Regions from separate parts of the Homo sapiens genome. Here regions 1, 3, 4, 5 and 6 are each linked to region 2. A link is a contact called in ENCODE Hi-C or POLR2A ChIA-PET data. All regions are on one chromosome and are shown on one strand. The core of a region is the stretch at or near the end of the contact, and the rest is flanking DNA. Distances in the headings are between cores, read along the strand shown. Region 1 has its middle 23 kb from the start of RNF24. Region 2 holds the start of MRPS26 (mitochondrial ribosomal protein S26). Region 3 holds the start of MAVS (mitochondrial antiviral signaling protein). Region 4 holds the start of ZNF343 (zinc finger protein 343). Region 5 holds the start of ADISSP (adipose secreted signaling protein). Region 6 holds the start of AP5S1 (adaptor related protein complex 5 subunit sigma 1).

Region 1 (4,318 bases), core at 866-3,365, 990 kb after region 2:
AAAATATCTTACTTTGGCTGGGAGCAGTGGCTCACACCTGTAATCCCAGCATTTTGGAAGGCCGAGGCAGGTGGACTGCTTTGAGCTCAGGAGTTCAAGACCAGCCTGGGCAACTTGCTGGTTGCCCAGCAAACTTGTTTCTACAAAAAATACAAAAAAAAAAAAAATTAGCTGGGCAATCATGCCTGTAGTCCCAGCTACTTGGGAAGCTGAGGCTGGAGGCCAGTTCCTGAGAAGTCTTTTCTTTCCTCCATCTCTTCTCTTGGTCTCTGTGTTGTGCTAAGTCAAGGATAGCTTCCTCCTTTGACAGATTATCTTTGACTTTGCCCATCAGGTGAGAGGGCACTATCAGCCACAGGACCACTCTCTCGTTTACTCATCGGGGAGATGTTCTGCTCCCTGTGGTGTGGGTGTGGACGCTTTACTCTGGAATCCCTTCCAGTGGACGTTAAGCATCCCCCTCAGGGCTTGGAGAGGACCAATGAACAAGGGAAGCAGGGCAGGCAAAGAGTCTGAGGCAGGCGGCTGATGAACCAGGTCTTCCCCTGAGTGATGCTGGGAAAAGAAGCACGTTGACTAAGCACCTGTGATGTGCCATACACTTTCATATGTGTTAATTAATCCCGTAGTGACCCTGTGAGGTAGGTATAATGATCATCCCCATTTACAAATGAGGAAACTGCAGTGTAAAAGAATTTAAAACTAGGTTTAAAAATGAGGGAAATAGAAAAGCACCATTAGGCAAACCTATAGTAATAATGGTTGCAGTAAGATTCACTGATAGTTGCTAAAAGTATTTTTATTAATTATAAAGGAAAAAATGGCTGGGTGTAGTGGCTTATGCCTGTAATTCTAGCACATGGGGAGGCTGAGATGGGAGGATTGCTTGAGATCAGGAGTTTGAGACCAGCCTGGTCAATAGAGTGAGACTTCATCTCTATTGTTATAAAGAATAAAACAAAATTTAAAATAAATAAATTTTAAAAACGTTTTAAGAAGGAAAAAATATAAAAGTGGAGAAATCCGGTAAATACCACCCTAATCAAGTGATCAAGGTTAGTATTACTAGTAATAATTGATACTGACATTAGGTACTCCCTGATGTGATGCCTTGAGTTGAGCACAGTATCATCTCTTACATCAATCTCATCATGATAAAACACTAGACAAACCCAGACTGAGATGGGGTTCCACAGACTCCTACTCAGGTGTCAGAATTAGAACCCAGAGCCCATCATCTTTCCACTCTGGGCAGGAAAGGTATGGAGGCCAAGGGTAGGGGGATGCCTCCTTTCTGGAGGGAGGCACTGCTGACTGAACGTGTACCCACCTCAGTACGTGGGACTCATGACTACAGTGTGCTCTGTAACTAGAAACTACATCTCTTTGCCTGAGGGCATTCTCCAAAGCACAAAGGTGGTTCTGTCTGTGCTGGCCTTCCCACTCCTTTTTTTTTTTTTTTTTTTGAGATGGAGTCTTGCTCTGTCGCCCAGGCTGGAGTGCAGTGGCATGATCTCGGCTCACTGCAACCTCCGCCTCCCGGGTTCAAGTGATTCCCCTGCCTCATCCTCCCGAGTAGCTGGGGACTACAGGCATGTGCCACAATGCCCGACTAATTTTTGTATTTTTTGGCGGAGACTGGGTTTCACCATGTTGCCCAGGTTGGTCTTGAACTGACCTCAAGTGATCCGCCCGCCTTGGCTGGTATTACAGGCTCTTGAGATTCTTAAACACATCACATCATAAAGTCCCTTGTGCCATGTGAGGTAATATACTCACAGCTTCTGGAGATTAGGATGTGGGCATCTTGAAGGGTATCATTATTCTGTCCACCACATGCCCATGGTCCAGGGTTCAGAATAAAAGGGGCTCTGAGTTGGCAACATCTGCCCAGAGGAAGCCAGTGCTGTGAGAAGGGGAAGGTGGTACAAGGGGCTATAAACTAAAATGCAGAAATACAGAGGAAGACATATTTCAGTGGTTACATAGCATGTGGTGTGTGTATGCGTGACTGTGTGTGTTTGTGTGCATGTGCGTGTGTGTCTGGGGGAAGGAGGTAGAGGAAGTGAGATGATGGTGACAGTGACAGCAGCTTGGAGAAGACAGGGGGGTGGGTCTACTTCTGAGGAAGTCCTTGGCTGAGGTAGGGCCGCAGAGAGGCAGGGTGAGGGTGGAGCCTGTGGTTTCAGAGAGGAGTTTTAATGGCTGCCAAGAATGTGCACATGAAGCCGAAAGGGAGTGCGGCCTGGAGCTGCAGTCAGCCCAGAGGGCGGGTGGAGCCTGTCCCAGGGCACTAGGATCGCAGAGAACGACAGGAGGGAGCAGGGCTCTGTGAGCAGGGAGAGGAAAAAGAGAGAAACTAGGTTTGTGATGGAAAATGGGCTATGGTTTCATAATTGGAAGTGCCTGTGGGCAATGAGTATAAATGGAGGGTTTGGTAACACTTGGGGAAAAATTATTAATTTGGAACTTCTATAAAGCCTTTTGTCTCCTATTAAAAATCCTGTGGGTACCAAGTGAATTTCATCATTTAATTCTCTCAATAAACAATGAACTGCTACTTTGCATGGGACAACATTCTCTGGAGATGCATACAGTGAACAAACAAGGTGAATGAATGGACTCAGGGAATTAGGTGTCACAGGCATAGAAAGGCAAGGAGATGAAGGAGTAAGTCAGCAAGAGGATGATGGAGGCAGAATCAGCTTTCCCCAGCAGGGGATGACACGGGGTTTTCGATATCACCTGCCCGGGGAGGCTTGCCCATTTCCACTCTCCAGCCCACCTGCCCAGGGGATAGGCTTTGAAATGTATATTCCCTACTGTCCGCCTCCTTGGAGCCATTCCTTCATTTCTTCCTTCCTCCTCTTCCTCTCCCCTTGTCTTCCTTTGCCTTGGAGCTTGGGAGGCTCCAGGCAAGAAGAGGGGGACTGCGGCATCTTTCTCTTGCTTCCCTCTCTTCTTTCTACCCTTTGGATCCCATTCAAAACAGATAAATAGAGGTCCACTGTGGGCCTGGAATCATGCAGGGGTTACAAGACGGGGGACTCCCATGACCAAGCGTGATTCTCCAGCAAGGGGATTTCTGGGAGCCCTTAGCAGCTGACACATGCAGCAGCTGGGCCAGGGGTGGACCAGCCTGTTAAGGGGATCTGTGTGGGGCACCAGTATCCTCTACTATAGCAAGGATGTGGAGTAGCAGATAATCTCACACCCTGCTATAGATTGGAATAAAACTTTAGAAAGCAATTTGCTAATATTGTATAGAGAGGAAGACACACATGGCCTGTGACCCAGCAATTCCACTTCCAGTCACATACCCAAGAGAAACTTTGCATGTGCATGAGGAGACAAGGAATGTTCATTGCAGCATAATTTGAAAAAACAAAAGCTGGAAATAAATGAAATGTGCATCTTATAGGAAGTTGGATCTATTCACGTAATGGAATACAGCAGGTAAAATAAACAAGATTTATGAGTATCATCAGAGATAACTCTAAAAGCATGATGTTGAGTGAAAAAAGCATGCTACCAAATGATATATATAATGTTGCCATTTATTTATGTATTATTTATTTATTTATTTTTGAGACTGAGTCTTGCTCTGTCGCCCAGGCTGGAGTGCAGTGGCATGATCTCGGCTCACTGCAATCTCCGCCTCCCAGGTTCAAGTGATTCTCCTGCCTCAGCCTCCTAAGTAGCTGGGACTACAGGCGTGCACCACCATGCCCGGCTAATTTTTGTATTTTTAGTAGAGACAGGGTTTCACTATGTTGGCCAGGCTGGTCTTAAACTCCCGACCTCAAGTGATCAACCTGCCTTGGCCCCCTAAGCTGCTGGATTACAAGCTTGAGCCACCGTGCCGGGCCTAATGTTGCCATTTATATAAAGTTTAAAGACACGCAAAACAATACGTTTACATATATATGTGTATATATGTATATATGCATTTATGTATGTATATATCTGTGTATATATAGTAAACATATATGTATGTAACATAGTAAACATATATACACACATACACAAACACACACATATATAGTAAAAGTGTAACAGCATGCTTGGGAATGCTAATACTCAATATAGAGTAGTGGGACTTGCAGCCAGATTGCTTGGATTTGCATCCTAGTTCCTTTTCTTACTAGCTGTATAATCTTGGAGAAGTTATTTAACCTCTGCAGGCCTCAGCTTGCTTATGTGTTAAATGGGAAATGCCAATTGTATCAGCCAGCAATTGCTGCCCTAATGCTGTGTAACAAACAACCCCTAAGCTCAGTGGCTTTCAACCACAAGCAGTTATTTTCTATCCACAAGC
Region 2 (3,955 bases), core at 570-3,069:
CCCCCAGGATCTGGACCCCTGTATGCTTGGGATGAGGAGCGGTGGCAGAGAGGGAAGGGCATAAGGAGATACCAAAGCTGCCCCTGAGATGCCAGTTTTCCAAAGTGGCCCTGGAGGAAGTAGGGGGATGTGGGGGTGAGGTAAGTCTCCTTGAATGCTGTACCCTGTCCATTAGAGCAGCCATGGCCAGCTCCAGGCGAGGCCTCCTGCTCCTGCTGCTGCTGACTGCCCACCTTGGACCCTCAGAGGCTCAGCACTGGTCCCATGGCTGGTACCCTGGAGGAAAGCGAGCCCTCAGCTCAGCCCAGGATCCCCAGAATGCCCTTAGGCCCCCAGGTGGGTGTCTCCCAGCCTCATGGGGAGGAAGAAAGTGATGGCCGGGGGCTCCCCCACCCTCCTGGAGCCTGAGGTCGGGGTAGGGAGGACAGCATCAGTTCCCTTCTAAGGAAGGGCCCTGGACACTGCAGCAGGCAGCCCAGTCCAGACTGCCCATGGCCTCCCAAGTGATGCCCTGGCTCCCCTGGACGACAGCATGCCCTGGGAGGGCAGGACCACGGCCCAGTGGTCCCTTCACAGGAAGCGACACCTGGCACGGACACTGCTGGTGAGTAGGGTGAGAGGTCCCCAGCATCAAGACCAGCCACTGGTCATCAGAGGCCATTGTGGCTTAGGGTTGGGTGCTGGGAGGGTGGGGAGAATGAAACACCACTGAGATGCCCCCTGCCACAGCACCCCCAGCCATTTCTCAGTGCCCCTACTGCACACAGCAGGGTGCTGTCTGCTATCCTTCCTATTTCCCAGGAGGATTCTAGACAATTTACAAAGCACTTGGGTTAAAGACCAAAGTCACTAGTAGACTAGAAGGAGATAATTGTTCTATAAGACAGTGGTGGCCATGGGATCCCACAGGCATCCTGACAAGCCAATGACTGTCTTGAGGTGGACAGACCCCAGGCCAGTGGAAAGAGGTGAGGGATGCAACCTCACTCAAACAGACAACAGGGCCAAGAGGACCAGGTGGTGACTGACATGTGCACTAGGAACATCTCAGGGACTGCAGAGCTCCCCAAGACCATAGCAGAAGACAGGCGTGGGGAAATGGTTTGCTACTGTTTTGCAAATCAAACATTTACAGTGCATCAGGAGAGCCCGGTAACTAAAGAAGAAAGTGGTTAGTTCCTATGAGGCAATGTCTTACCGCCTGATTTGTGTGTATGTGCTGAGGTTTCTATGCGTCAGGCTTGTTTAGGGTGGACAAGAGGGCATGCCCAAGGGAGCTGGAGATCCCCACACTAGCTGGATCCTCAGGCTTCTACGGGAGGCGGGGGGCGTCCTGCTGTGGGAGGCCACATGGGGACTGGGGGGGACGAGAGGGGAGAGAACCAGGAAGATGGCAGCTCGGCGGTTACGAGACCAGTGTCCTGAGACATGACCGCCACCTCTCCCTCCGCAGACCGCAGCCCGAGAGCCCCGCCCCGCCCCGCCATCCTCCAATAAAGTGTGAGGTTCTCCGAAGCTGTTGCGTCGAGTTCTGTCCTTCGTCCCCTCCCTGTCTTCCCCGCTGAGACCCTTCCCTGCGTGGGGGCTGGAGGGACGCGGGTCCGGCCCCGCGGGCGGGAGTAACTAAGGGATGGCCCCGGGCCCTGGCGGGAAGGCCGGGCCAGAGCCTGGGGGCGGGATGCGGACGTCCGCAGGGTCGCCGCTTCGGTTCCAGAGGCCACACGGCCGGGCGGGGCGTGAGGGACAGCCCGAGGACTACAGGTCCCAAGGTTCCCCGCGCCGCTTCCGGGGCACGGTGGCGTCCCGGCACCGCGGCCGCAGTGAGGAGACTCGGCCATGCTACGCGCGCTGAGCCGCCTGGGCGCGGGGACCCCGTGCAGGCCCCGGGCCCCTCTGGTGCTGCCAGCGCGCGGCCGCAAGACCCGCCACGACCCGCTGGCCAAATCCAAGATCGAGCGAGTGAACATGCCGCCCGCGGTGGACCCTGCGGAGTTCTTCGTGCTGATGGAGCGTTACCAGCACTACCGCCAGACCGTGCGCGCCCTCAGGTGTGCGGCCGGGGGGAGGTGGCCGCCCGCGCGCGCTGGTGACGGTGGGAGTGGGCGGAGAGGGTGCTGATTCCTGGCGCGTCTGCACCCAGGATGGAGTTCGTGTCCGAGGTGCAGAGGAAGGTGCACGAGGCCCGAGCCGGGGTTCTGGCGGAGCGCAAGGCCCTGAAGGACGCCGCCGAGCACCGCGAGCTGATGGCCTGGAACCAGGCGGAGAACCGGCGGCTGCACGAGCTGCGGTGCGTGGGGCGGGAGGCGGGGCGGGGCGGCGCGGCCTGGCCGGCCTGGGAGAAGCCCGGGCCCCGCTCAGCCTCGGCCCTTTGACCCTCACAGGATAGCGAGGCTGCGGCAGGAGGAGCGGGAGCAGGAGCAGCGGCAGGCGTTGGAGCAGGCCCGCAAGGCCGAAGAGGTGCAGGCCTGGGCGCAGCGCAAGGAGCGGGAAGTGCTGCAGCTGCAGGTGGGCAACGTCTCCGGAGGGTGGGACTCCAGCCGGGGACGCGGCTTGCGGGGCACTGGGAATTCTGGGCACCGCGACGCGGGCGCTGGCTATGTGCAGAGACTTACAGTTGGCAGGTCCGGATTTGGAGAGGAGAGTGCCAGTCAGGCGCAAAGACCCGGAGGTGAGCGGAGTAATTGGACAGTGTTCAGGTACCTAGCAGGTCTGTGGGAGGGACCCTGCGTTCCACAAAGAGGTTGTATTTTGCATAACAGGTGATGAAGCCATGAAGGGTTAAGTATTTCAGGCTAGGATTAGCAGGTGTGCGACTTAAAAGCAGGGAGACCACTTAGGAGTAATGCAGTGAGAATGGATGAGGCTTGATTTAAAGTATAGAAGGGTGGCTGGGAGCGGTGGTTCACGCCTGTAATCCCAGTACTATGGGAGGCCGAAGCGGGCGTATCACTTGAGGTCGGGAGTTCGAGTCCAGCCTGGCCAAGCCCCGTCTCTCCTAAAAATACAAAAATTAGCCGGGCGTGGTGTGCGCCAGTAATCGCAGCTACTCGGGAGGCTGAGGCATGAGAATCGCTTGAACCCAGGAGGCAGAGGTTGCAGTGAGCCGAGATGGCGCCACTGCACTCCATCCTGGGCGACAGTGAGACTCCGTCTCAAAATAAATAAATAAATAAATAAATAAAGTAATGGGGGGAAGGATGAGTTAGAGTGATTCAGAGGGGACCACTGAGGGACGGATTTCACCTACCAGGACGTGAGATTTTCATAGCTGGCACTCGGGGCTATGGCTGAAGTGTCTGAGAAAAGAGGAACGTGGAAAAGCAACCTGATATCACTCCACTGGGAGGCCAGAGGGGCTCTCAAATAGGACCTGGGTTCCAGGCATGCTTCCCCAGGGAGAGCAGGAGCTGCTTTCTCAGTGGGGTGAGAGGCCAGCAGGCTGGGTGGGCTGGCTGGCATGTGCCCAAGGCTCCTGTTCAGCTGGGCTTTTCTCTCCCGATAGGAAGAGGTGAAAAACTTCATCACCCGAGAGAACCTGGAGGCACGGGTGGAAGCAGCATTGGACTCCCGGAAGAACTACAACTGGGCCATCACCAGAGAGGGGCTGGTGGTCAGGCCACAACGCAGGGACTCCTAGGGGCCCAGTAAGGACAGTGCCCGCCAGGGACCATGTATGTATCATGGCGGAAGAGTTGGCCCTGACCTGGAATAAAGCAGTTGGTGTTGCTTATGAGGAAGGTTCAGCCTTATCCAGCACAGCCTTCACGTTTTGCCCTCTGCTGTCACCACTTGGTCAGAAACTTCCAAACGCAGTGCCCTGTTCTGCCGGTGTGTACAGCCTCAGCGCACCAGGAGACCCTAGAGTGGTTTCCATCTCACAGAGAATCAGACAGGGCCACAGCCCCCTCAGGCAGCCAGGTCATCTGAGTATCATTAAGAGTAGTGATGGGAAGAT
Region 3 (3,968 bases), core at 847-3,346, 800 kb after region 2:
GTGCATGCCTATAATCCCAGCTACTCGGGAGGCTGAGGCAGGAGAATCGCTTGAACCTGGGAGGCAGAGGTTGTGGTGAGCCGAGATCACGCCATTGTACTCCAACCTCAACAACAAGAGTGAAACTCTGTCTCAAAACAAAACAAACAAAAAAAATAGAAATGCTCTGTGTCACCGAGTATGAAGCCATTAGCTACATGAAAATAGCATTTGAAATGTGGCTCATGGGCCAGGTGCAGTGGCTCACGCCTGTAATCCCAGCACTTTGGGAGGCCAAGGTGGGTGGATCACTTGAGGTCAGGAGTTTGAGACCTGCCTGGCCCATATGGTGAAACCTCGTCTCTACTAAAAATACAAAAATTGGCCGGGCGTGGTGACATGCGCCTGTAGTCCCAGCTACTCGTGAGGCTGAGGCAGGAGAATCACTTGAACCCGGGAGGCGGAGGTTGCAGTGAGCCGAGATTGGGCCACTGCACTCCAGCCTGGGTGAAAGAGTGAGATTCTGTTTCAAAAAAAAAAAAAAAAAAAAAAAAGAGAAATGTGGCTCGTGGGTCTCAGGAACTGGCTTCTAAGTATTATTTAATTTTAATTAAAATAGCTACATGTGGCTAGTAGCCATTGTATTGGATAGGACAGCTGTCAAATGTCTCTCGTTTTGGGTTTGCTTACTGTTTCCCTATGATTAGTTTCAGATCATGAGCTTTTGATAGGAATACCATAAGCATGTTGTTGTGTTCTTCTTTGTCTAAATCTTTATAAAAGCTGTTGATAGGTGGCAGGGAACCACCTAGTCAGGCAGTGGGATTGTTTGAATGCTCTTTGAGGTCCAGCAAAGACAGGAGTGATAGCTGCACTTGGAAGCCCGCTCCTACACTTTCAATGTTCTTCCTGAAAGAATTAGATATGAAGCTGCTAGAGCTGCTCCGGTGGGGAGCAGGCAGGATTGATTCTTGAACTAATCAACATTTATGCCCTCTTGGCTAAACTAGGCAGAGCTGGTTTTATTACAGTTCAGGTGTGATTAAGCATACTTTGTAAATGCTGAAGGTTGTGAAATATTCACAGGGATATAAAGTACAGTAATAAAACCTCACTTGAGGCTGGGCGTAGTGGCTCACGCCTGTAATCCCAGCACTTTGGGAGGCCGAGGTGGGAGGATCACCTGAGGTCAGGAGTTTGAGACCAGCCTGGCCAACATGGTGAAACTCCGTCTCTACTAAAAATACAAAAATTAGCCGGGCGCAGTGGCATGTGCCTGTAATCTCAGCTACTTGGGAGGCTGAGGCAGGAGAATTGCTTGAACCCAGGAGGTGGAGGTTGCAGTGAGCCGAGATCGCGCCATTGTACTCCAGCCTGGGCGACAGAGCATGACTCTGTCTCAAAAAAAAAAAAAAAAAAAAAGAATAGAAGACCCTGTGCCTGGAAGATCGTAGGTGCTCAGTAAGTGCTGGCCTCTGCCCCAGAAGGGGAAGGGCGAGGCAGATGGCAGGAACTGCGGGAGGTACCTGTCCCAGGCCCTTGGGCGTAAGAGGCCTCTCCCACGCAGCACCCAACCCATACCCAGCCTGCCCGCCAGCCAACCTTGGCGTCCCTGCCTTGCGCCTACCTACCCAGCAGTCCCCCGCCCGCTCCCACTCCCACAGGCCCAGCGTGCACGTCTCCAGGATAGGCATCCTTGCCCCTGTGACTTCAGCGGCACCCAACGTTTATTGGGCACTAACTGTATGCCAGGCCATGGGGGTGCCGGAGAGAACGACACGAAGACCCTCACCCCTCAAAGTTCCCAGGGGGAGGAGGGGCTGCTTCACTTGGGAAGCGTGGGGATGGAATTCTCAGCCCCCCGATGACTCCGAGGCCGGCCACCTGCCTGGTTTCTGGCCGGACACCGGACTTCCCCTGGAAGTTGCTCGAGACTGCGCGCCCCCAGCAAAAAATCAGGTCGGTTCTCCGAGCCCAGTCTAGCGCTTCCCGACCCGCAAACCAAGGCCCAGTGACCGTCCCCGCTGCGCAGCCGCCTGCGTCGCCAGCCAACCACGCGCGGCCGAGTAGCCCCGCCCCTCCACATGGCCAATGGCCGCGCGCTCTGCCCGCCCCGCCTCCTCGCTGCGGGAAGGGTCCTGGGCCCCGGGCGGCGGTCGCCAGGTCTCAGGGCCGGGGGTACCCGAGGTAAGATCGCTTCCCGGGCGTTGGGTCCTTTCGGCTCAGCACGCACGGACGCCTTTAGGGAAGGTGGCTGCAGCGGCAGGACGGAGTCCGCCGGGACGCCCTGGGTCTGGGGTGCGCGGGGGGCCCAGGAGGGGACAGGACGCGCGGGGATCCGGAAGAGCGGGCCCTGTCGCAAGAGTTTCGGGAACACTGAGGGCTCCAGGCGCCGCATCCAGCATCCGGGGAAAAGGGGGTAGGTGGCGCTGGGCGTCTGCTCAGGCTGGGGGAAAGGTAGGGCCAGAAGGGGACGGGCAGCGGCCGCTGACCTCCTCCTGCCGCCCGCGGGCCCAGGGTGACGCTAAGGTGGGGCCGAGCCTCGACCGGGTGCGCCTAGAGGTCGAGTGCTGCCGCCCTCCGCTGGGTCTGGACAGTTCTCGGCGGCGACACCAGCTCAAAACGGCCTCCCCGCCCTCCGCGGACCTGGGTCGCGCCCAGGAATCCGATCCAAGGCTGTGAGGCCTGTCCCTTTGGGAAGGGTGGGTGTTTATTTCCGGGATGCACTCAGAGCCTCTGGACAGTCAGGTCGGAAACTTTGCTGTATTGGGAACACTCTGTCACCTACTTCCTTCTCAGTTGGGAAGGAAGTGCCAAGAAAACATGAAACAAACCAAAAACACGAAAAAGGGATTCTCTGTATGGAAGCCGTGAAGCCTCAAAAATATCTAGGAGGACAGCCAGCGACCTGGGACCTGTGGCAGCCATGTGAAAGCAGGGTTAATGTCTGGACTAAATGTTGCTTCCACCTAAGTGCACCCTCAGCCTCCCTCCCGCCAAGTGACCTTGGGTCCTCTTTGGGCTTGAAGGCAGGTGGCTGTGTGGGTCTCGCTGCAGGGGTCTCTGTGCCCTGCAAGGTGTATGACCAGTTGCAGTGAGGCAGCAGGTTTTGGGTTCAAATCCTGTGCTAGCCTCTGGCCAGCTGTGCACCTTGGCAACACTTTCCCTGTCACGGGATTGGGGAAGGATTAACTGAAAGAACCTTAGGATGTGCCTGTCTACAATGGGCCCTCCATAAATGTGAACAAATGTGGGCTTCCTTTCCTTTTGTTTGGGCCACATCATCCCTTCCCCTCCATCTGTGGCTGAAGCTGGAATGCAGAAGAGTGCCTCATCTGACTGCCTTCTGGTACCTGGCTGATGCCATGAGAAAGGAAGGAGAAAGGGGTCTTTTTTTTTTTGAAATGGAGTCTCACTCTCTTGCCCAGGCTGGAGCGCAGTGGTCCAATCTTGGCTCACTGCAACCTCTGCCTCCTGGGTCTAGAGATTCTCCTGCCTCAGCCTCCTGAGTAGCTGGGACTACAGGTGTGTGCCACCATGCCTGGCTAATTTTTGCATTTTTAGTAGAGACGGGGTTTCACCATGTTGGCCAGGCTGGTCTCAAACTCCTGACCTCAAGTGATCTGCCTGCCTCGGCCTCCCAAAGTGCTGGGATTCCAGGCGTGAGCCACCGCGCCCGGCCGAGAAAGGGATCTATTAACTCCCATAGAGTTGTTCTTTGCTAATTTCTTGAAGGCTCAGAGGACCCCCGCCTCACCTTCCTGATTCTCCTGACCTGTCATTAGTACTTGCCCCACGAGGAATGTAGCAGGGCCTGCTGGCTGGCAAAGCAACTCATGCATGTGAGGCTCTGAGGCCAGTGACAGGACTGCTTCCCCTGTGAGGAAGGTCTGGTGGCCCAACAGCTTTTAGGTGCTGTCTGCTCTACAGCACTGCCTCCTGAGAGAGGTCTCATGCCTGCCTGATGCCCACTTGGTCCTCTCCTGCCT
Region 4 (3,819 bases), core at 903-3,402, 540 kb before region 2:
GGAAGGGGAACATCACACCCCGGGGCCTGTTGTGGGGTGAGGGGAGCGGGGAGGGATAGCATTTGGAGATATACCTAATGTTAAATGATGAGTTACTGGGTGCAGCACACCAACATGGAACATGTATACATACGTAACTAACCTGCACGTTGCGCACATGTACCCTAGAACTTAAAGTATAATAAAAAAAAAAAGATAAAAAAATAAAATGAGTGGGCCAGCCGGGAGCGGTGGCTCATGCCTGTAATCCCAGCACTTTGGGAGGCCCGGGGCAGGCAGATCACCTGAGGTCAGGAGTTCGAGACCAGCCTGACCAACATGGAGAAACCCCGTGTCTACTAAAAATACAAAATTAGCTGGGCATGGTGGCGCACACCTGTAATCCCAGCTACTCGGGATGCTGAGACAGAAGAATCGCTTGAACCCGGGAGGTGGAGGTTGCGGTGAGCCGAGATCGCGCCACTGCACTCCAGCCTGGGCAACAAGAGTGAAACTGTGTCTCAAAAAAAAAAAAAAAAAAAAGAGCAGGCCTCCTTTTCCTTTAACAAAATAAGCCTCAGATCTGTCAGAGAAGAGAATAATGTAAACAGCTTCTAGGGGACAGAACCATGTGGGGACATCAGAATACAGTCTGCCCTGACAAGCTGCTATTACATATTTATCCCTTTAATGCCTATGGGCCTCAAATTATAATACTATTAGTAATAGTTAACACTTACTAAACTCTTACTGTATACCAGAGGCAATTCCAGACACCATGCAAGTTTTACCTCCCCAAAGCTCCATGAGTTCTACACCTTCCTCAAATTGACAATGCTAGAAAGTGCCTAGATTTGAAGTCTAGCTGTGGAGCGCCACACGCTTAGCCAGCTGGGCCAGTAATGATGTCAGCAATGGCCAATCCCTGTGGGGTCTGACAATTCTCAAAGTGTATCCACACATAGGGTTGAGGGGATGTAGATGAAACAAAATTGGCCATGAGTTAACAAATGTGGAATCTGGTGACAGGTCCGTGGCAGTTCACTGAATAGCTCTACTAGGTAGGTTTAAAATTTGTCCCTACGAAAAAATTAAAAATAAAATTAAACGCCTGATATCCAGAACTCACCATATGCCGGAAGTGATTTGGATTGTTAACTAGAAGCCGTCAGAGTTCCCCACCAGACCTAACCCTTCACAGCCCCAAACCAGATGTTTGGCCCTAACATGTGAGGGAAAAGCAGTCCAGGAAAGGAGTCAGCCAGACGGGCCACCCAGATGACGACCAAACCCAGGAACTTTGCCACAAAGCACAGGGGGCACCTCCCACATGACACACCTTGAGACAACAGGTCCCAGAGAAAAGACCTGCCCCCATTCAAAAGAGCTGCCTAGATGCCTGTCAGAGTGATACAGCCCACCACTATCAGAGGACGAAACCTCCCTCACCTCCCTAAAAACCCCAGGGACTCCTGACCCAAGACACTCGCCCAGGCCCTCTCAGGATATTTTGACCACGTCAAGCTCACCTCCACTTCCAACCCCCCAACCCCTAATAAACCAAGGTCCATCAAGCATCAAGGCCTGAGACGGCCTCCCCCTAACCACCCCGGTCACCACTCGGGACATATCCAGCCCCACCCAAAAAACAGAAAAACTCGGTGATGCAGGACTCAAGACGCTCCCCAGCCAAAAACCACCCAGGGATGTGCGGACCTAGCCACGTCCCCACCCCAGCCGCGGGGATGTTGGTCCATTTGGCCCTGGCAGAACTCAACCCCACAGCCCAAATAAACCCCAGGACGCACGACTGGGGCCGCCCTCCGTATTCGAAAACTGGTTGACCCAGAATAATCCCGCCTGGTTCAAGACAGGCATTAGAGTTCTAGGTCACTCTCGTCCCCCCGGGGGGAAAAAAGGTCCGCGGAGGTCCGGGCAAGCAGGGGCTCACCCCATCGCCTCGCCCCAATGAGCACCGCGAGCTGCGCCCTCTCCTCCAAAAACCAAATATCTCCAACCCGCACTCCCCATTGGCCACACTCTACCCCGCGTCCTAACCTACGCTCGGCCTTTCCCGACCCTCCTTTCCCCACGAGAGAGGGCATCCTGGGGCCAAGGAGCCGCGGAGGCCGCGCTCACCAGAGCCAGCGTGCCCGGGATCTCGGCCACCGACCGACGCCAGAACTACAATTCCCAACATCCTCGCAGGCTTCGGCTCCCATTGGCCGCCACAGAGCCACTTCTGGGCCGTGCAACGGTTACTTTTCCAGGACAGTGACCACTGCAGTGACAGCCTCTCCGTCTCTTCTTAAAATACCCATGTTGAAAACAGGTTCTGGCTCCCGAGTGAAGTCTCTGTCCCCTTGGCCCATTCTGCAAAAAAAAGACTACACTCCCCACAAGCCTCTGCGGCAGCTTCCGCAGGCGCTTCCGGAAGCTGGGGTCAACGAGAGAAGTCATTTCCGATTGGCGAATCTAGCGGGAGCAATGCGCTGTCTGTCAGGCGTGTGTTGGGTACAGAGTTTACTGCACCGGACCACCTGAATTCCCTGGGCTGAGGCTCCATAGCACGCGAACTACCTTGCGTGAGCACTATGTAGATTCGACTTCGTGTTGCCTGTGACACACAGGCAGGGCAAAGCCGCCTCCCAGCGTCTCAGTTGAACCCTTACCCTCAACACCAGTGCACTCCTGTGGGTGGCCTGTAGTCACCTTTCTTGTCGAAGTCCTCAAAGTTAGGGACAGACTCTCATCCAGTTTCTGGAGGGTGGAAGCTTCACTCAGGCTGGAGTCTGGCTCTCTGGCCTCTTATCTAAGATCCCGGTTCAGATCTGGGCTACTAGAGCCGGGCGTGGTGGCGCGCGCCTGGGATTCCTGTAACCCCGAGGGAGGCTGAGGCTGAGGCTGGAGGATGGCTTGAGCCCAGGAGTTAAATGTATATATTTTAAAACTAATAATATTTTTAAAACTGGGCTACGCTGGTACCTTCTGCAACACGGCAATTAGGGGTTTGCAGATCAGACCTTCAGCTCATAGGAGGCGCGTTTAAATCTTAATGGCAAATACAAATTGAATTAAATTTTACTTGTTACTGAAGGGGAAATAAACCTGACCTCACGCCCTTGGAGTATTTCCATGAGAAATCTATGTATAAGTGCTCCTTTGATATGTACCTGATACTTTTGAAAGGCTGAATAAGCACCTGCCAACTTTACAAAAGAGGAATGTTTCCCCCAAAGGCCTGATGAGCCATCTCTTTGAAATGTAAACAGTGAAGAAGATAGTGCCCTTATCTCCCTGTCACCTTGGGAGTTTAGCTTAGGTGCCTAGCTCCAAACTCGTAACTGCCCGCTTGTCACAGATAAAAGTTTTATTTTTTCTTTTTGATAAAGGCAATTAACTAGTGTAGATGGCTACTCCAATTACCAGGTGAATTTAGAATGAATTATGAAAAATTGTATAGCAAACAATGTCAAATCCTCTTACAAGGGGGCAAATTACCATTAATTTTGAGGACATGTTTGTAATAGATTGTATCTGCCCAACTAGATAAAAAGTAAGATCTCTTTCTGTCTGGCATCTGATTAGCAGATTGTCTACAATGTGCTTCCCAGTCCAGTTCAATATTATTTGGTAATAAAACTGTTCTCCTTCTTTTCTACGTTTGTGAAGGGGATTTTCTGGGTTAGCAGGAGATTTTGTTTTTATTTTCTCCAACACCTCCTTCCATCTTCTTATTTCTTTTCACCTTCCCAATATCAGCCTTCTGAGGCTTCTCTGTTCTCCAGTACTCAGGAGATAGAGAACATGGCCCCAAGGCCGTTGTGAGCCAGGAGACAG
Region 5 (4,301 bases), core at 529-3,028, 720 kb after region 2:
ACCCATTCACCTCTGGTCAGCATGCTCCCAACGTCTGAGACCTCATTTCTCATTCCTTCTTCAGTCCCCATTCTCATTGTGGTTCGAGGTCTTTCTCTCTGAGCCAGGAACTCCGCAACCTTCCACCCTCCCTACCTCTTCCTCTCCTACCCCAGCCTGGGGCTCAGTCCTGGCTCAAGCACTCAGTCCAGCAGAAGCACTGTGTAGCCTCCCATTAAAGCTCACGCCTGTGAAAAGAACAGCCATTGAGGCCTTGAGATGGGGCCACACTGACCCGCTGACTCTCAGGACTGGACACAGCAGAGGCCACACATACTCAGAACAAAGCCTGGAAAGGCAAGGCTGGAGGTCAGTAGTTGTGGCAGCTTCACATCAACTCAGCTTTAATGTGATTTAATTTCCTTCTCCCTCCAGTGGGCCAAAGGTGCAAAGATAAGTATGGCTGTTCTCTCTCCTTCTAACAGTGAGGTGCTGGGGGTGGGGGTGGGGGAATATGGAGAAGGGACCCTCACCACCCACACCTTCCTGCCTCCCCAACAAGTGCTGCCCTCCTCTGCCCAGCATTCTCCCCACTTTGCCCTCAGCTAGTGGGTGCTTAGCCTCCAGATAGCATGCCCCACCTAGGCCCTGCCCTGGGCCTGTGATCCAGAGGTCCCAAGAAGCAGAGGCCAGGCTGGATCCAGGGGGTCAGCCAAGGTGAGGGTGGGAGCACACAGGATTATCTCCCAGGGACAGGGCTGCTGCCTCGTAGCTCAGGATGGATAGAATGTGGGGGGATATCCAGCTACATTTTCCCTCCACAAAAGACCAGAATGGGAGAGGGATGGGGTGCTGCCCCGACTTTCTTCAACTCCCCGGAGCAGAAAAATGCCCTACCTCCACTTTCCAGTGCCAAGATTCAAGAAGAAAGGCAAGCGGAGACTTCCCTTTCTCAGTCCCTGCTTACTAATGGAAACACGGGTCCAGAACCTAAATCCAGTCCCTCCTCCTTCATACCACCGGGAGGGAGGTGCAGCCCAAGCCCCCGAGGCCCCAAGGGTCCAGGTGTAGGACCCTTTATCCTCTCCGGCAGCCATCCCTGTGGGTGTGGCACCCCCGCCACACCCCATTCTTGTCATCTCAGGGGGAGGGGGGAAATGTAATCGGACATCCCCCCCATCCAATCCATCCTGAGCTGCGAGGCGGCGGCTCTGTCCCTCGGAGATAATCCTGTGCACTCCCCACCTTCACTCACCTCGGCTGACGCAGGAGTCTCCGGAGCCCGCACTCCCAGACATCACTGCCCTCCTTCCTGAGGGTGCTGAGGCTCGGAGGCTCAGAGATGCTACTGGTCCAAGGTCATGCAGCGAGGCAGCGGCAATGAACAGGGTCGTGGGGAGGAGGGGGCGCTGACCCCATTACGCCCCCGCCCTCACTACCGCACTCATGCCCCCGGACAATCGCTTCGCGGAAAACACCCCAGCTGCACCAGCTAACGGTCACTGCGCCCCGGGAACCTGACATCACTCTAGTTCAGGTGCTGGGGAGTCCTCCAGGCCCGGCCCCGACAGCGGAGCCCCCCACCCCAGCCCTGCCATCACGGCCGCTGGGGTCCCAGGCACTGACTGCTCAGGACAGGGCCGGGACCGGGAGGGGACCTCGGCGAACGGGAAGGAACCGGGAGGCAGGGAGCAGAGGGGTGGCCTCACCTTGCGGGGTGCACCCCGGGGCCGGGGAGGGCAGGGACGACCACTGCAGCGGCGGCGGCTGCAGGAGCTCAACGCCGAGCACGAGGAAGGGAGCCCCGCGCCGCGGCCGCCCTCCCGTCGGCACGCCCCCGCCTCCGCCCATTGGTTGATCTGGGAGGGTGGGGCGAGGGACGCTCCGGACCAATGAGCGGGCTCCAAAGAACGGCCAACTGGCGAGGGCCGCCTACGTCACGTGCCAGGGTCGCCGAGGCAGCGCCCTGCTAGTCCGCGCCTGCCGGGCGAGCTCTCGCGAGGAAGACGGGCAGGCGGCCCAACTAGGCCAGGGGCCAGAACCGACCACTCGAAGAGGGAGAAGGAGGGCCTCGGATAGGCCCCGCCCCCGCTCCTTCTTCCGCCTGGGGGATAGCGCCTCTAGCCTTGAACCTTGCTTAGGACGCACCTCCCTTGGGCCCTTCGCTCTCGGGAGGGCTGTCGGGCGCGTCTCGGGGCTGGGTGGAGCTCCCGAAGGTGGCCTTTCTCCCTGGGCTTCCACGCCGGCTTCGGCCATCGATACGGGCCGTGTTGGTCTCGTTCAGGAGCTGAGGAACCCTCCATCACTCCTGTTTCGACCCCAGGGTTTGGACCTCTTCCCCTTCCACCCCATCCCCTGTCTCGAAAGAAGCAACCCCCGTGCGGGCCCGAGACGCGTCCCGGGTGCCTGGCCCGGCCTGGAGAAGCATCAGAACAAAGAAGGCACGCGGGCTGGGGGCTGGGAGAGCCTGTGACGCGCCCCCGGGGACCGCAGCCTCTGCTCCCGGTCTCCATGGAGGCGGTCGCCATGGCAGCGAGATGCGCCTCGCTCAGCACCGCGGGGTGGGATGTGGGCGCCTGCAATGAGCCGAGGAGCGAGAGGCGTGGCCCTCCGGTCTGCGGGGGTTCTTGCCGGTGCTCTCCGCCCGCCGGTTCGCGAACACCCCACCTATACTTCGCCCGTGGGGACGGATTCCCCAAAGTGCCCTCAGTAAGCCGTCCGGAGCACGCAGCGCCTTGCTTCCAACGGAACTAGAGAGACGGCCTGGGCGGCCGAAGGCCAGCCTCCCTTCAGCAGGGCCGGGGTCGCTGCCTTAAAGGAGCCCTCAAGTCTGCCACCCTGTGGCCCATAACCTGTCTGCTGATCTCCAGTCTGCACACTGTTGGCAAATTAATCTTTCTGAGCTCTTGTTTTCATCGCGTCCCTCTCCTGCTCCAAAGCCCTCTGGGACTGCCTCCAGTAGCGCTTCACAAACTTCAGCAGCACTTTGGGTGACTCATGTGCCCTCGCGTTTGAGAGACAGCGCTTACATTGAGAGCTTTTCACATTCTGATCTCAGCCCATCCACTCCTGCCCACTCTACCCACTCCCACCACACTACCTTTAGACCTTGTCTTGAAAGTCTAAAGTTGGCAGACGGTGGGCCCAAAGTGGCCCGTAGGTGTATTTTGTTTAGCTCACATGGGGCTTTTTAAAAGAAGTCCTTCCCCCTCCTGCCTCCTCCGCCTCTTTCTGGAATCAGGAATCTGGTTTCGTGGCTTTTGAAATATCAGAAGATCTGACAACATGGGCTCACTTTCCAGCCTGGCATTACAAGCCCCTTTAAGAGCACATAAATTTACCATAGTCCCCGCTAATCCCTGTTTCTCACGGTTAGTTACCTTCTGGGTCTGTGCAGACATTTGTGATCCCCTCCCCCTCATTATCCCACCTTCCAACCTGGAAGGCCCTCCCCGCTCTCTTCTCATAGCCAAAATTCAAGCCCTCTTCAACCAAGATAAGTTTTGCCTATTTATTTATTTATTTATTTTTGAGACAGAGTCTCACTCTGTCGCCCAGGCTTGAGTTCAGTGGTGCCATCTCGGCTGACTACAGCCTCCACCCCCTCCCCCGCCGGGTTCAAGCCATTCTCCTGCCTCAGCCTCCCAAGTAGCTGGGATTCTAGGTGCGCGCCACCACACCCAGGGCTAATTTTTGTATTTTTAGTGGAGACAGGGTTTCACCATGTTGGTCAGGTGGGTCTCAAACTCCTAGCCTCAAGTGATCTGCCTGCCTCAGCCTCCCAAAGTGCTGGGATTACAGGCATGAGCCACCGCGCCTGGCCCAAGCCTGCCTTTTTCAAAAGTCTTTCTAGCCAACTTCTCAAAACCATCTCTGGTGTGGGCTCTCTCAAACACAAACTGGCTGCTAACTGCACAGCCCGGGGTTATTTCCGAATTGTCAACTCCTTTCAGCAAACATTTACTGAATGTATCTGATGAGTAAGTTATTGTGCTAGGCTCTGTGGAGTGGAAGGCACTCACAGTTTAGTGTAGGAGGGACACCACACACAAAGAACTGTGGTCTCCTGTCCTTGCCAAATGTTCCTCACACTCCCAGGCATCGGGCAGTCTGGCCCACTGGGAGGAGCTGAAATACAGAGCTGCCCATGCCTAGGGATACTACATGCTCTCAGGGAAGGCCAAAGATGGTTCTGGAAAGCCTCCAGGAGAAAATTAGACTCTTTGTGTCAGGAGGAAGTCAGGGCAGGAGTTACCTGGCTGCCCCATCACTGCCCAATGTGTCTGTGTTACCACACGAGTAGTGCCCAGGCTCTGGGGCTT
Region 6 (4,370 bases), core at 980-3,479, 770 kb after region 2:
GGGTTGGACCCAGGAGAGCCCAGTGGCCAAGGAAAAGGGATCTCCCAGGGCACACCCACAAGCAGCCTCCAGCAAAACCATCAAGCAAAACCCCCACTCCCAGTAGGCTGAGGAAGCCCTCCATGCTGTCACCTCCATCTGGGTCTCCCACTGTCCTCTGGGAGTAGTAGCTCAAGCCAGCCTCCCACAGCTGTCTCCTCCACACACCTCACATGAGGCCAGCCCTCTAGTGGTCAGAAACTTGGTGTTGACTCACTGCCTGAGGAGTGGACAGAGGCTGGGAAACTGTGTTCCAGATGCCAGGTGGCCCCCAGCAACCAGAGCCCTCTCCTTGCTAGCTCTCTGCTGTAATCAGCTGGCAGACACCAGCCCTGGCTGAGAGCAATAGGGACTGGGGACCAGGAGCTGTGCCAACATCACTCCCCAGCCTCGTAGCTGAGGCCCCACAGTCTCTGGGCTTGCCGCAACACCTGCACACACATTTACGTGTTGTCACATGCTTTGGCCAGGCCCTGGCCACCTGCAGCTTCCCTTCAGTCACCTCCTAACCTATCCTGGGTCCTATGGCTTAAGGGGCCCAGAGTGCACTTTCTCAGGGGGTGCTGGCTCTAGGATCCCTGCCTGGGCCACCCTACCCTGTTCTCCTTTCTTGTCACCAAAGAGCGTGTTCAAGCCGGCTCCAGTCCTGTGTTGTGCATGGCCCTGGGGAGTGGAGATGGAAGCCATCAGCACTATTGGTGAGACCTGATTCACAGGGGTGCAAAGGCCGCAGCTGAATGCCAACGGGCAGCCTGAGCAGGAAGGCTTCCTCCCATTTTGTCTGAGTATATATCTACAAGGTCAATTAAAAGGACAGGAAAGGCCAGGCGTGGAGACTCACGCCTGTAATCCTAGCAATTTGTGGGGGAGAAGCGGGAGGATCACTTGAGCCCAGAGTTCAAGACCAGCCTGGGCAATACAGTGAGACGCTAACTCTACAAAAAAATTTAAAGTAGCTGGATGTGTTGCCTGCCTATAGTCCCAGCTACTTGGGGGGCTGAGGTAGGAGCATTGCTGATGGGAGCGGGCAGCGAGGCTGCAAAAAAAAAAAAAAAAAAAAAAAAAGCCGGGAAAGGGAATTCTAGGCTGGGGGAACAGTCAGTGGGGGAGGCTCCGAGGCACATTTGGGGGACAAGGCTGAAGCCATTCACATGCCAAGAGGTAAAGGAGGTGCAGCTTCATGGTCGCGGTGGGGGTGGTAGTGGTGGTGGTGGCTGGAGGAACACATGCAAGTCAGGCAGTGAGGCCCAGGCAGGCCTTGTGGGGCCCCCAAACACCAATGGGCCAAGCCTCCAAGTTGGGGCTTTTACGTAAGGCTCTATAGGGGTTAGCGCCAGAGTGCCCCTTTCAGGTTTAAGGTATAAACCTCTTCCCTGTTGTTTTGATGGCCTCCAGTCAAGAAGGGGGCTTGCTGGTCAGCCCTACTAAGCGTTCGCCCTGGGCGACACTCTACAAGGTTTTACTGGGGCCCAATGAAATTGACAGATCTGCCAGGGACACACACTGAGAGTCCAGAAGCAGCGTTCGAATCGTTCTGCGCCGAACCGAGTGACAGCATTAAACCGCTGCAGGAACCCACAAATTCAGAATCTGCGCAAAATACACATATTTGTATTTAAAATCCGCGCAAAATACCCATGTGCCTAAATACACATATTTCCCTCCAAAGTCATAATTTCCGGGGGTACAGCCCAGGAATGTACATTTGAACTGGTGCCCCAGTGATTCTCACGCATGTTGGCTAGATAAGAACTCAGCCGCAGCCCGTAGCTGCGCGGCCCGGCCTAGGTCCACCCGCCGCCCGTCCCGGAGCCTCCTAAGGCCGCAGGCGACGCGCCCCGCCCTCCGGGGACAACTAGGCCCCGGCCTTTTCCGCAGACTCCGCGCTCCGAGCCGCGGCGCCCCCTCGCGGCCGCCGGGGTCGGCAGCCTGGGGCTCCGCTGATCTAGGGCAACGAGCGGGGGACGCTTCGAGCCCGCAGCGAGAGTGACCAGCATGGTCCCTGCCGGCAGCTCGGGGCCGGAGGGTTTTGACTGCAAGGCCAGCCCACGCCGAGGGTCCAAGCATCGGGATATGCCGCCAGCACCTGGCTGCTGCAGCACCGCGCTGGACATGAGCGCTCCGCCCAACCCGACGGCGTCAGCTGGCGCGCGCGCCCGCGACCGACGTGCGCAGGCGCCCACGGGCCGCGCAGCCGCCATTGCTCTCCTGCCACGGAGGGGAGCGCTTGGTGGCAGTCCGCGGGCCCGGACGGAAGGCTGAGGCGACGCCTCGACGACAGCGGACCGGAGCTGCAGGGGCAACACATTCAGGGCGGGGTGCCCCATTTAGGCCTGGCTGACCGGAGTAAGAAACTACAACCCCCGAAGTGCCTTGCGCCTCAAGGTTACGGAGGCAGTGACGTAAGCTGTCTTGACCGCTACCATTTCTCTAGTAGAGGCGGGACGCGGCGGCGCGGAGTGATGACGCGCTCTGCTGGCGGCTGGAGGGTTGCGGAGGTCAGCAATTGGGTGCTGGGCTCCGGTTCTCGAAGTGCCTTTGCGAACCTGCTATTTTACCAGTTTAAACTGACGGTCTGTTTAGCCTTAGCTACAGATACCCACTGACTGTGTACCCGCCGCCTTTCAACCCCCGGGCCGGCCACTGAGCCAGCCAGATAACCATTACTATTATTTAGTTTCTATTTTGAAACAGTTTCAGGTAACTCCTGTATGCACTTGGATGAGATTCACAAGTTGTAACCTCATTTGCCCCATTTACCTTATTATTTCCTCTGTTTTTCTCTCTGCCTTTTTTCTTCCCTGGACCAAGTGAGTTAGTTGCAGATATGAAATCCTGTTTCCTCTATATTTAGAGGCCCATCCGTGTTTATTTTCTAAAAACAAGGACGAGCTCCTGCATTCAAAATCGGGTAACATTGGTCAAGACTTTTTCTGACCCATAGTCCATATTGAAATGTTTTTAAAGTTTTTATTAGTGTCCTAATAATGCCCTTTATGGAAATTATCCTTTTGTTTTTCTTTCTTTTTTTTTGAGACAAGAGTTTCCCTCTGTCGCCCAGGCTGAAGTGCAGTGGTGCGATCTCGGCTCACTGCAGCCTCCCCTCCCGGGTTCAAGCGATTCTGTGGCTTCAGCCTCTCAAGTAGCTGGGGTTACAACCATGCGCCACCATGCCCGGCTAATTTATTTTTAGTAGAGATGAGGTTTCACCATGTTGGCAGGCTGGTCTGGAACTCCTGACCTCAAGTGATCCGCCCACCTAGACCTCCCAAGGTGCTGGGATTACAGGCGTGAGTCACCACACCTGGCCCAAATTACCCTTTTCTTGGTCCAGGACCCGATCCAGGAGTACACGTCGCATTCAGCTATCTGGTCTCTTCAGTCTCCTTCGGTCTGGAGCAGCTCCTCAGGTTTTCCATGACCGCATGACCTTGACGCTTTTGAAGATACCTGTTGTTTTGTAGAACTAGGTTTAGGGTGGTCTGAGATTTTTTTTGTTTGTTTGTTTGTTTTTCTTTTTTCTTTTTTTTTTTTTTTAGTTTATGCCTATTCTGCTTATGTATGTCTGAGATTTTTTATCACTGGATTCTGTTATGTGATGTTGTTCAGATGCTGTTATTCAAAGTGTTCAGCCTCACTGGCCTCTGGATACACTCCCAGACACTGCCAGGTCAGCCCCTTCCTGTGGTCGCCTCTCCTGCTGGGGTTCACTCTCACCTTACCAATGTCTCTGGCTTCCCTGTAGCACCCACCCTGGAGCCATGGTCCACGCCTTCCTCATTCACACCTTGAGGGCCCCGAATACTGAGGACACGGGCCTTTGCCGAGTGCTGTACTCCTGCGTCTTCGGTGCTGAGAAGTCACCTGATGACCCACGGCCGCATGGTGCCGAGAGGGACAGGCTTCTCCGGAAGGAACAGATTTTAGCTGTGGCCAGGTAACCACACAGCCCAGCCCCAGGCCTTCATTGAACACGTACCTGATTGTAATAGGTATTTTCGGGGAGTGGGGACGCAGAGAAATAGGAGGACTAAGAAGCAGAGAGGAAGTTTTAGAGTAGCATTTCCCAGAGAGTCTTCCACAGCTTTTCATAAGTGTTACGTGAAAAGGGTTAAATAAATAATAATTCTGTTATCATTATTAGTATAATTAGCATTTGTTCAGCCTGTAAGTGCTAAGCATTTATATTCTGAACATCTTATATATATTAACTCATTTAATCCTCATAATAGTCTTTTGAGGTAGGTATAGTTATTATCTCCACCTTATAGATGAGTAAACTGAGGTATAGAGTGTTTGAGGAATTTAACCTGTCCAAGGTTACATAGCTA

Evidence for each region. A loop is a pair of places that touch in the nucleus more often than their neighbours do. ChIA-PET counts read pairs that join two places held with the same protein, here RNA polymerase II (POLR2A). Pooled maps may share reads with other maps.
Region 1: a pooled map shows a loop between it and region 2 (4-fold over the local background). The contact joins the enhancer-like site here to the promoter of MRPS26 in region 2. A Hi-C loop is called at or near these places in 1 of 50 pooled maps. POLR2A ChIA-PET finds 5 or more read pairs at or near these places in 2 of 52 experiments (CD4-positive, alpha-beta T cell and T-cell).
Region 3: a loop to region 2 is called in a pooled map, with 6 times the contacts of the local background. The contact joins the promoter of MAVS here to the promoter of MRPS26 in region 2. A Hi-C loop is called at or near these places in 1 of 37 single-sample maps with no recorded cell type and 2 of 50 pooled maps. POLR2A ChIA-PET finds 5 or more read pairs at or near these places in 2 of 52 experiments (B cell and PC-9).
Region 4: a pooled map shows a loop between it and region 2 (24-fold over the local background). The contact joins the promoter of ZNF343 here to the promoter of MRPS26 in region 2. A Hi-C loop is called at or near these places in 1 of 37 single-sample maps with no recorded cell type and 12 of 50 pooled maps. POLR2A ChIA-PET finds 5 or more read pairs at or near these places in 1 of 52 experiments (MCF 10A).
Region 5: a map of B cell shows a loop between it and region 2 (17-fold over the local background). The contact joins the promoter of ADISSP here to the promoter of MRPS26 in region 2. A Hi-C loop is called at or near these places in 1 of 168 maps with a recorded cell type or tissue (B cell), 1 of 37 single-sample maps with no recorded cell type and 8 of 50 pooled maps. POLR2A ChIA-PET finds 5 or more read pairs at or near these places in 1 of 52 experiments (activated T-cell).
Region 6: a pooled map shows a loop between it and region 2 (12-fold over the local background). The contact joins the promoter of AP5S1 here to the promoter of MRPS26 in region 2. A Hi-C loop is called at or near these places in 1 of 168 maps with a recorded cell type or tissue (CD4-positive, alpha-beta memory T cell) and 9 of 50 pooled maps. POLR2A ChIA-PET finds 5 or more read pairs at or near these places in 1 of 52 experiments (PC-9).

Annotation. Positions count from the first base shown.
Region 1 is chr20:4,036,101-4,040,418 of GRCh38, forward strand. No RefSeq gene overlaps it. Among named protein-coding and RNA genes, the nearest start is that of RNF24, 23 kb to the left of the region's middle. RefSeq lists an enhancer at 1,844-1,893. Within about 2 kb of position 2,116, at least 14 of the 41 ENCODE cell types and tissues checked have a DNase peak (open chromatin) inside an H3K27ac peak, as active enhancers do.
Region 2 is chr20:3,044,233-3,048,187 of GRCh38, forward strand. MRPS26 (mitochondrial ribosomal protein S26) reads left to right here and starts at 1,820. Exons shown (of 4, transcript NM_030811.4): 1 at 1,820-2,048; 2 at 2,141-2,287; 3 at 2,382-2,505; 4 at 3,503-3,955. The coding sequence starts at 1,837. The coding sequence ends at 3,637. GNRH2 (gonadotropin releasing hormone 2) reads left to right here. Exons shown (of 4, transcript NM_178331.2): 2 at 176-336; 3 at 468-604; 4 at 1,454-1,515. The coding sequence starts at 183. The coding sequence ends at 1,504. RefSeq lists enhancers at 1,302-1,361, 2,702-2,761 and a silencer at 1,462-2,331.
Region 3 is chr20:3,844,738-3,848,705 of GRCh38, forward strand. It overlaps MAVS (mitochondrial antiviral signaling protein), which reads left to right and starts at 2,097. Exons shown (of 7, transcript NM_020746.5): 1 at 2,097-2,166. RefSeq lists an enhancer at 13-152 and silencers at 1,514-1,563, 1,994-2,373.
Region 4 is chr20:2,506,763-2,510,581 of GRCh38, forward strand. ZNF343 (zinc finger protein 343) reads right to left here and starts at 2,153. Exons shown (of 6, transcript NM_024325.6): 1 at 2,119-2,153. RefSeq lists enhancers at 1,418-1,477, 2,128-2,437, 2,979-3,574.
Region 5 is chr20:3,765,975-3,770,275 of GRCh38, forward strand. ADISSP (adipose secreted signaling protein) reads right to left here and starts at 1,779. Exons shown (of 6, transcript NM_001258429.2): 1 at 1,689-1,779. RefSeq lists enhancers at 924-1,688, 1,816-2,402, 3,064-3,113 and a silencer at 1,674-1,913.
Region 6 is chr20:3,818,318-3,822,687 of GRCh38, forward strand. AP5S1 (adaptor related protein complex 5 subunit sigma 1) reads left to right here and starts at 2,230. Exons shown (of 3, transcript NM_018347.3): 1 at 2,230-2,441; 2 at 3,785-3,976. The coding sequence starts at 3,801. RefSeq lists a silencer at 1,754-2,033 and enhancers at 2,030-2,733, 2,274-2,613.